Regions from separate parts of the Homo sapiens genome. Here region 1 is linked to region 2. A link is a loop called in an ENCODE intact Hi-C map of the cell type or tissue named here. Cell type or tissue: PC-9. All regions are shown on one strand. Links, peaks and the distances in the headings refer to the core of each region. The heading gives the core; the rest is flanking DNA.

What was found. A loop is a pair of places that touch in the nucleus more often than their neighbours do. Peaks named below come from ENCODE experiments on the same cell type or tissue, not always from the same donor. Only the 100,000 strongest peaks of a DNase experiment are listed, where the experiment ranks them.
Region 1: a loop joins it to region 2, with 3 times the contacts of the local background. A loop is called at or near these places in 1 of 110 quality-filtered maps.

What each region holds. Positions count from the first base shown.
Region 1 is chr5:13,375,943-13,381,332 of GRCh38, forward strand. No RefSeq gene overlaps it. Among named protein-coding and RNA genes, the nearest start is that of LINC02220, 350 kb to the left of the region's middle. In PC-9, for the core only: no CTCF peak of the experiment used is centred there; a DNase peak (open chromatin) is centred at 2,349; H3K27ac peaks cover 1,357 bases.
Region 2 is chr5:13,304,432-13,309,767 of GRCh38, forward strand. No RefSeq gene overlaps it. Among named protein-coding and RNA genes, the nearest start is that of LINC02220, 270 kb to the left of the region's middle. In PC-9, for the core only: no CTCF peak of the experiment used is centred there; no DNase peak of the experiment used is centred there.

The DNA of each region.
Region 1 (5,390 bases), core at 280-5,279, 72 kb after region 2:
CTTTAAATTACAAAATATAATTGAAACAAAAATCAGAACATATTCACCTTGAGTTCACTTCCGCTTAGCCCGAATATAAATGTGTAAATCTCATTAAATATGTTTTACATATAAACTGAAATTCAGTGTGAATTCATAATGTTTTAAAACTACAATGCTTGTGAGTCTTCCTCACAAATATGGTTTGACTTTCACTGAATTGGTGAAGAGATAAAGGAGAGAACTCACCCTACCCCGTATCTAATTATTTTCAGCAGCCCTGCAGGCGTGTGGCCCAGGAAAATCACAGCAGAGAGGCAGAAAATGAAGTTATACAGACTTGCTCCATCTCACCTGTGCACTGTAGTGAAACATGCTTAGCTGCGTCCCTTCTGGACCCTTACAAAGTAGAGTTGTCTGCTACCTGCTGTGAAGGTCAGCATTTGCTGCTACTCTAGAACATAAGCCCAGCCTTGTTGAAAGTCAAGAGTTGGCCAGTGTCTTATTCATCTATTTCGCAAATAACTCATTGGGTAAGGTAAGGCTGTGAGTGAGTCTAGGTATGGATGGATGAATCAAACCAGAATAGCTCATTCCTTCCTAGCAGAGAAGAAAAGAGCTGACTGTATTATATAATTCTGAAAATTCTGTGCAGTCAGTTCTAAAATTACCTAAGAGAGAGCAGCTTTTATATTACATTTTATATGTGAAATACATGCCAAAAGAGGAAGCAATGACAGAAGGGTGAGACTAGAAGACCCACAGGGTAACCAAGGCATAGTGAGTACAGGAAAGATGGGAGACAGTAGACAGATAGGCAAGAAATCAAGTCACAGAACCTGAGGCTGAAGTGCCACCTCTTGCCAGTGTGTTCTAGTCAATAGTGCGGGCTATCATAAGTGTCTGTTACCAACACTAGTTAAAATTTGTGAATGACTGACATTTAAATTGAAAGCAGACTTCAGTGAATACCTAAAATCTCTTTAATGGACAGCACATTTGGTTGCCCTGTCTCGAAGAGGGAAAAATGGACCCACTGAGAATTGCCAATAGGGGACTGTTCCTCAAAAGTGCATCTGTCATGGGCACTCCATGGAGAAAAACGTTGAGAACTGCTACTTTGCACAACATATACTCTGCCCAGGGCCCTCATGAACTGCTTGCTTATCCTGATATATAACCCCAGAGAGTTGAATTCACGTAGAACTCTATATATGTTTACGGGCTATAGAAGCCACTACACAAACATATGCTGAACCTAGGTAACCATATGCATGTCCACATAATCCTCCAAAATGCATTTCATATGTCAATTCTGGGTGGGAAAAGGGCTATGGGAAGACAGAAGTAAGGTGTCTAAGAAGACAGAAATGTGGAAAGAATAAAATGCAAAGGACCTTAAGGTGATTCAAAGTCAGGCTCAATAGCCTAAAAGGCATGAACAGAGACAGCACATGAGCCTATTAGTGTAAGCCTTTACTAGAGCCTCATGGTACCCTTTGATGCCATGTGCTATAAGAAAATTTGGTTAAAGCAAAACTAAAGGTGTCTCTCCATAGGACTTGCAGATTTGGGGCAGATATGAAAGATGGGAAAAGTAAAAGACACCAATCTGCCCTATCTAGAGGTTTCACATCTTTGGGGAAGCAAAACTCTTATTACACAGGGAATGTGAATCTTTAGAAACACCCATGAATGCCTATGAAAACGGGATGGGAGATTCTAGGTAGAGCACTCTTCCAGGAAAAAGAGAGTGATAGGGCCAGGAAAGAAAGTAGGGTACAATTAAAAAGGTGGGGGTTATGAGGGAAGGATGCTAAACCAGCCAATGAGAATCTTAAGACACTCCCCGGCTCAAGGTCCCAAGGAGTTGTTAATGACTTGGTGGGTTATCTGTGCTTGACATAGTCATTGTCAGAAAGGTAACTGGAGAGAACAGTAATTAATCAAAATAAAGTACACTTGAGTGGTACAATTTAAGGCATGGTGGCTCCTGAGACAAATTTAAATGGACAGAATTCTTTCCAATTTGAGAGCTCCAGGCTGACAATTACCAACCCTCATTATACTTTCATTTACTTTCTTCCCTTCCAATTGTTTTGTTTTTGTAGTTGTTCTCATCAAAGGTCCAATTTCTCTGGATTCATTCTAATTCCTCTGTTCATTACCATTTCTATCACTCTATCGAGAGATTTTAAGGCTTAGCAGCTATTTCCTTATATCAATTTTCTACATCAGTTTTTGGCGTGAGAAGGCAGACAGCAGAGAAACCTAATAACATGAGATTGACTCATAGCTGAATGTTGAAATGGTTTACTTGAACACTGGCCACTTTTGTCATCATTGAAAGGTCACACAAAAAGAAACACATTTTAATTTATTACAAGGGGAAAAGCCTGCTGGCACTGACTCATTCTGGAAAGCTATACCTGTCCAGCAGTTCCAAGGAGTTCGGCAAAACAGAGGGTTCAGGGAAAAGGAGGTCAGATTCCAGATCAGAAAGGACTCTTAGTTGTAAATAAGTTTCTCACTAGTTTCGCTAGTAGACAGAAATTTATTAAGCAATATAGGTAGCACACAGACCTTTCAGGAGGATCAAGAACTACCCTTGGACACTGTACAGCTAGGTTACATGCCCAAGTCCCACTGGCAGGTGGCTGCAGTAAAATCTGGTTGCTGCCATCAGTGGCAGGGACACTTGAGCTTGCATTATTGATGCTGGGTGGGAATCCTCTGTGAGGACTGCTCCAATGGCCAACAAGAAAAGAGAGTATCTCTGCCACATGGATTTCTACTTTTGCAGCTCTCTTGCAAAATGAAATTTTGGTCAGATACATGTGGATGATGAAGCTGAGGTCATATGCTAAGCTCCAGCTGAAAAGGAAGTGGGAAAGTGAGTTCCCAGCTTATATCTTGAGGACGTGGGACTCTTAAGATGGAAAATTCTCACATATGAGAAACATTCAAGAGATGCTAGGTATCTAAAACTATATACTAAATGTCCACTACAGTAGGAGACTTTAGATAACTCAAGGTCTTTAAATACTAATAAAAAAATATCAAAGAGTGTATCACATGTCTGTGCTTACCATCACTAATTGGTTTCTCTGAGAGAACAGTATGCATATTGTTATATTATGATTGTGTGTGTGTGTGTGTGTGTGTACATATATGTGTGTGGGTGGGTAGATAGAGAGAGAAAGAGAGAGAGAGAGGTTTTCATTCCATGGTTCCTGGCTTATAACTCCCACAACCCTTGGTACAAGGGGTGCTTTAGGCCTCAGGAACAGGCCTCAGGAACCAGAATCTCTCCCTCTCTCTCCCTCCTGTCCCTCTTTCACCTGCCCACCTTCTTTAATCTGATTGTGGGTCAACAGACCTTCATTCCAGAGAGAGTTTTGCCCCACACCCTAGAGGAAGGAATGCTTCACAGACAGGACAAGAAAAACCTGAACAGATGGGCCTTGCTGGGTTTAGATCATGTGATTTTTGCCTAATCACACTTTCACATGGTCATCAATCGAGCCTATGTAATGAAGCCTCTGTGAAAACCCCAAGAGGACAGCGTCAGAGAGCTTCCAGATAGCTGAGCATGTGGACCTACCTGGAGGGTGGTGCACCCAAGGAGGGCATGCAAGCTCTGCTCTCCTTCCCCCATACCTCACCTTATGCATCTCTTCACCTGTATCCTTTGTGACATCCTTTATAATAAACCAGTAAACATGTTTCCCTGAGTTCTGTGAGCCACCCCAGCAAATTAACTGAACCCAAAGAAGGGGTCATGGGGACTACAACTTGAAGCTCATTAGTCAGAAGTTCTACAGGCCCATATTTGCTACTGGTGTCTGAAGGTAGGGGGAACAGTCTTGGAAACAATGCTATCAACCTGTGGGATCTGACACTATCACCAGGCAGATAGTGCCAAAATTAAATTGGAGGACACCCAGCTGGTGGTGCCCACTGCTTGGTGTGTGGGGGAAAAAAACCCACACCTTTGGTCAGAGAAGTCCACTTGTGTGTTGATGATTGCTATGGTGGTGTGAGGGCAGAGGAAAAACACAGATTGAGAGAGCTTTTTCCTCAACACATATACATGATGAAATATATGCATATATTCTAGTACCCAGTAACAACGAAACTGGTCATCTCAGAACTCCTGCTTCTTTTAAAGCTATAACTAGGCTTACAGATCCTCTGATTCAGCTACTTCACCTGATTAGTGTGTGGAGACTGGATGAATTGGCAGAGATCACCCAAATTATCAGTGGCAGAACTGGAACGATGCAATTATACGTGCTCAACACGACTTTCATATTTGCATTTCCTGGGAAATCATTGCTGGTTGAATCAGTCTGCCTATTAGAGTCTATTTTCATTTCCATCAGCTCTAGAATTCCAAAATATCCGTTACTTGGATGAATATCCTGCTCAAACCTACCTTTAGCTATACTATTTGCCCCTTGTATGAATAGTTCTTTCTCCAACCAAGTATGATCTGTGCTAGGCCCCAAATTGTCCACACACTGCTATGCTTTTGAACTATCACTTGTGCTGTTCCCTCTGGCTAGAATATTCTTCCACATTTTCTTATTGAAAATAGTCTACTAGTTCTTGGAAGGTAAATCAAGTACAACCTTATGTCTATTCCAACACACCAGACCCAGCTTAGTAAAAATTTGTGTGTTACATTGTATCACTATCATTAATTTACACATACGCCTCCTTCAAAGTATGAGTAACATTGCCTTCTTTGAATCCCTAGTAACTAAAATAGTGTTTTATTTGTAGGGTCCTATGAATGTTTGATGAATGAGTGATGCTATCCCTTAGGTTCATACTGAATGTGAAACACCCTCAGAACAAGACTCTGGATACTATGGAAATACATTAATATTAAATATATTGTGAATGTGATTTTGGAAACATCTTTTTTACTGACCTATTGACATGTCAAGGATTATTAGAATAAGCTTTCAATGTACTTAATTTTGGGGGATATCTTAATTTAAGGCTCCCTTTTAAACATTGCCAATAGTATTGGTTGAAAAATTAAAATATAGTTTATCATGTGAATTTGAGTTCTCTCAAGGCTATATTCTAGTTTATTTTTTGAATAAAACTAGTATATATTCGAAACTCTTGTAGTGGGAATCCAGACATGTATTGTTAAACTGAGGTTTTGTATCCAGGATGTGGATGAGCGAAACGAATGTGTCAGTGGTGCAAGCCTTTGATATAATCTTAATTGGAGAAATTGCCGAGTCAACCTTTCCATTCCAGTTTGACTCTATAATTATATTGCAAAATACAAGGGATTCAATTTCCTAGGCCAAATTAATACTATAAAGAAAGTGACTGATGGAGATGCAAGATGGCTGACTAGAGGCAGCTAGGGTACACCACTCTCACAG
Region 2 (5,336 bases), core at 1-5,000:
AGACTAGTCAAGCTGAAGGGACATTAAGGGGCTGTCTTTTTCAAAGCTTCTGTATCATATCCTCTAAACATTACCTCATCACATTGTTGAGGATGTTAAATGAGACATAGAAAGCTCTAACAAAACACACAAAAAAGTTATTTTTTAAAAATCCCATATCTAGATCAATGAGTATGTGTGATAAGGACAGCTTTCAATATTAGAATCTTGATTCAGGAAAAATTTTTTCCGTTTGGCCAAATATTTCCATTTGGCCAAAAAAAAATTATCTGCAGCGTTGCCTATGCAATGAATTATGTATCTTTTTTCCTAATGTATTCTATTTTGTTCTGTATTTGCAGACCACATGTGACTCTAAATATAACAAGGAATCTTGATGATCTAGCAAGATAAAGCATTACATAATTTGATCAGTGAACTATTGTAGACTGAATGAAGGTACACATTGAAGACATGGAAACCAGTATCATTTGAAGGGAAGATGTGAGGTGTTTGAAGGAAGATAAATACAGAGAGGATGTGACAGAATAAGAAAGAGATTAAGATAGAATAAAACTAAGTCAGGTTTAGTTTAGCAGAGTCCAGTATAAATTTGAGACAATCACCGACTGGCTACACCCTCCTGGGGTAACTGAACTTCAAAAGCTCTAGAGAGAAATCTTCAGGTAGTTAAGCACACGTCAAGTGAAAGGCTTGCTGCTTATGTACATATGTATGGTCACAGATTTCTCACATTAGCTATGGGAGAGCAAGTAGCCAATTAAGTACTAGGATGAGAATCTAGATCAAAAGGAGAAATGTGATGTCAGGAAGGTTTCTTAAGTTGGTTTAGCTATTTCAACAGAATGGAATTACACGACGCCACCACTTGCCCAAAGTTAGCCTTTGGGTCAGGGCTTTCCTCACTATAGTCCCTTCCATGGTCAACAGAAAGATGTTACAGGATGGGGGTCCCGATCCAGGCCCCAAGAGAGGGTTCTTGGATCTTGCACAAGAAAAATTCAGGGTGACTCTATAAAGTTAAAGCAAGTTTATTAAAGTAAAGGAATAAAGAATGGCTACTCCATAGGGCAGCCCCAAGGGCTGCTGGTTGCCCACTTTTATAGTTATTTTTTGATGATATGGTAATCAAGGGGCGGATTATTCATGCCTCCCCTTTTTAGACCATATAGAGTAACTTCCTGACATTGCCATGGCACTTATAAACTGTCATGGTGCTGGTGGGAGTGTAGCAGTGAGGACGACCAGAGGTCACTCTCGTGGCCATCTTGGTTTTGGTGGGTTTTGGCAGGTTTTGGCCAGCTTCTTCACCTCAACCTGTTTTATCAGCAAGGTCTTTATGACCTGCATCTTGTGCCACTTCTTATCTCATCCTGTGACTTAGAATGCCTTAACCATCTGGGAATGCAGCCCAGTAGATCTCAGCCTCATTTTACCCAACTCCTGTTCAAGATGGAGTTGCTCTGGTTTCACACACCTCTGACAGAATCTTACTTTTCAGTGAAATATTTTACGAATCCTATCCTCTATGAAATGGCCAGTGTCCTTGGTTTTGTCACTTTCAAAATCATGGGAACTATCATGGAAACAGATGCAAAGATGAGGAAATTGTGCCTAAAGAAAAGGGGACATTATTTTATTAATATTATCCACAACTGGTGTCTCATTATAGTGAAGCTTCATCTGTAAGCTCTTCCTCTGTATTCTAACTTCCTGGAGCTTTAGATACACCTATGAGCTCCCATCATCTTCATATAAGATTAAATTTTCAACATAAAATTAAGAAAGAAATATATATATATTCTGTGTTCACCATCTTTCAATCATAGATTTCCAGCAATATTTTCTGTTTATAGGATTTAAGGAGACTTGTACTATCTCAAGTTCATGCATGTCAAGAAAATTAGGAAAGCCACTATGAGAGGCAAACCACAGTGAGACACCAAGCAAAAGTTTTATAGATGTATAGTCCATTAAATTTTAGCAAAGATCACATTGAGAGATTTTCAACCTTCTGAATTACGAATGACTCATTTTTGTGCCTGACCAAATTCCAAAAAGTAGGTCACATATTCTGACAAGCCTCTTAGGGAGAGTTGATAAATTTTCATTTAATGGTCACATTAAGTGCAATATTACTCATTGCTATATTTCATTTAATTAATTGAGGTTAGTACACGTCTAAGTTTGTCCAAACCTACTTAGCTTGAGTCTATCTGGTCATAGATTTTGAAACCTGTGGTAGGTAGAATTTTAAGATGATCCCTTGACCTTCAGCCCCTACTGCTACTCCTATGATTATGACTGTATTACCTTATATGACAAAAAGAGGGAGATTACCTTAGTGAACCTTTTTTTAACCATATGAGCCCTTTAAAAGCAGAGATTTCTCTGCCTGAGGGAAGAAGAGGAATTTGTAGAGACTGGAAGCACAAGAATAATTCTAGACATTGTTTCTAGCCTTAAAGGTGGAGGGAATCCATGTGCAAGGACCAGTTAGTAATCTCTAGAAGCTGAGAGCAACTTCTGACCTGATTACCAGCATGGAAACAGAGATCGCAACCCTCTATCTGCAAGGTAATAAATGCTGCCAACAATCTTAATGAGCGTGGAAGCAGGTTCCCCCCGACCTCCCAGAGCTTCCAAATAAGAGTTCAGCACAGCTAACTTCTTAATGCTACCCTTGTGAGACCCTAAACAAGAACCCATCTGATGAAAGCTGGACTTCTGATATACAGAACTTGAGATAATAAACTTCTGCCTTTTTAAGATGCTAAGTTTGTAGCAATTTGTTGCTCAGAAATAGAAAGTACAGAACCAGAAGCTTAAATTAAAACAGTGTCTTCCAATAAAATAGACAGTATTCACAAAATGATATTTGATACTTATTTAAAAAGGAATATTTGCTTATTTTGTTAAAGAGGAAACTTTTAAGCATAGTTTTTACCCTGTTCTTATACTGTTTGCCTCACATTTTTTGTTATGCTGTCAACATTTTTCTTTTCTTTTTAGCAAAATCCTGTGTTAGTGAACATCTTAGAAAAAAAATTCTTAATGAACAATGAGGATTGAATTTCCAGCAATACTGCTGTGCTTCCTCACAAAGTATTCATCTCCTCTTTATCTTTGTCATTCTTTGACTCTAAGACCTGATAGAAAAGTTTGTGAAAAATAAAGTTGTTTGGTTTCTATTACAACCAGTCAGGTGACAGTTCCAACCACATAGAGCAGGTGTGTGAGGCTGTGTTGCATAGAAGTAGGTCTCATGGGTTTCTGAGTAGATCTGTCCAGAAGTTATTTAAAAGGTATATTTTAGGTACTTTCTGAAAGTATCATGAATGCTCAGCAAGCTCTATTTTCACAGGAGAGCTACCCAAGGCTAATGGCACTTGATCTAGCCAGCTTCTACCACTCTTAAAACCACAGTCTTTCTCTTGTCATCCCTATTTTTGAGTAATGTCTACCATTTTCCATTAACCAGACTCAAAGCCTCGGGATGATCTGAGGCAAAAGTTTTGACATTGACTATATTTGATTGTCCTCTGATGGATACCATATGTTTCTGTTAAAGTGAGCCACAAAAGATATTTCTATGCAAGATTTGGAGGGTGGACACGAAGCACCAGACTTTTTGGCTCACACAGAATGTTGCCGATCTGTTGTTTCACATCACTGGTATGAAAAACAACCAAGGCTGCCACTGCTTCTTCTTTCCCTGGATTCTACTTTGGCTTCTCCAACTTTGAGACCATGTGTGTGTGTGTTTAGCTTTATGACAAAGAGCCCTGGCTTCTATAGGATACCCATTGCACCTAGGTCAGAGGCCAGAAGAACTGACACGGAAGAACTGGCAGGCTCCAGCTTCTGCTTTGGGTATCAGCTGTTGTTCTCTCCTGCCTCACCCTCAGTTCCCTTCCTCACTGCCTGTTGTGTAGACTTCAGCCTCCAGCAGCAGATTTGCAGAAACCACTTACTGTCAACCATAATTGTTAAGGATGCTGCAGAAGGGAAGGGAATTAACTCTTCTATATGAGGCTGAATAAAAATAAACATTACATAGCGCAAAAGAAGTAAAAGGCTGTGTCTGGACTAGCATCTGGAAAAGCAGTTTCCCTGTGCAGTAGTTTTATAAGGGAGTGAGAAAAAGAAAGAGGAAAGGCTGACACCCTATTCTGGCTGTGCATAGAAAAACAAGCTGGGTAGGGTGGAAGAGGTGTTATCTCCATCACTCATTCCCAACAGCCTGGCAAAATGGCTACTTTAATGAGAGTGAAAAATATGAGCCCATAGGGAACAATAGCAACAAGGTGGAGAGATATATATGCATATTATGTTATTTTATATATGTATTATATATGCATATATGTATATTATAAATACCCACATATATGTATTTTTATATATACATATATACATGTGTGCATATATATGTGTCTATATATATACACGTGTGTGTATATGTGTGTGTATACATAAACACACACACACATATCTATCTCTCTCTCTACATATATAGAGAGAGATATTATCTACCATTTTGGGGATAGATATCTATTCATGTCAACTCCAGAGTAGACAGGTGAACTTGCTTTGACTAAAGACATTTGGACAAAAGTGGCTTACATCATTTCTAGGAAGAAACTGCATCAGCCTGAACATGATTTGTCATTTATCTCTATTCTCTCTAGTACAACAAAAGGTAATTTCCAAGACTTCGAGAATGTTTTCTCTCAACTTTGAAACTCTTCCTCTTCTCTCTTACAGTTAGGCCTCTGACTTGGTCTGTTTGAGGTTTACTATTCAATTGAAGCATGCCTAAGTTACCTAGCATCAGCTCACTCTACATGCCCTCAACTACTGAAATGCACCTTCATCTTCACATTTTTCAAGTAGGAGGGAAAGAGGATGTGAACAGCCCTCACAATGAAGAGGCGAAAACTTGTCTGAAAGGTAGAAAGTTGGCAGTACCAACTGGTTAATTGAAGCTTGAATGCCAAGTTTCAAGTTCTTGAAGGCTAAGAAAGCCTTTCTTATTGGTTAATGGGGAGCAAGTGAGGATAATCCTCAAGGCATCTCAAAATCTGTGCTCATCTGCCATGTCCTCCTGAACTTTTGCCTCTGAGGGTACACAAATAGTCTCTCTCTCTCTCTCTATATATATATATATATACACACACACACACATATACACATATATCTCTATACACATACATATAAATGTCTATATACGTGTATATACACGTGTATATACACGTGTATATACGTGTGTATATACATGTGTATATACACGTGTATATACATACGTGTATATACATACATATGTGTATAGTTGGCTC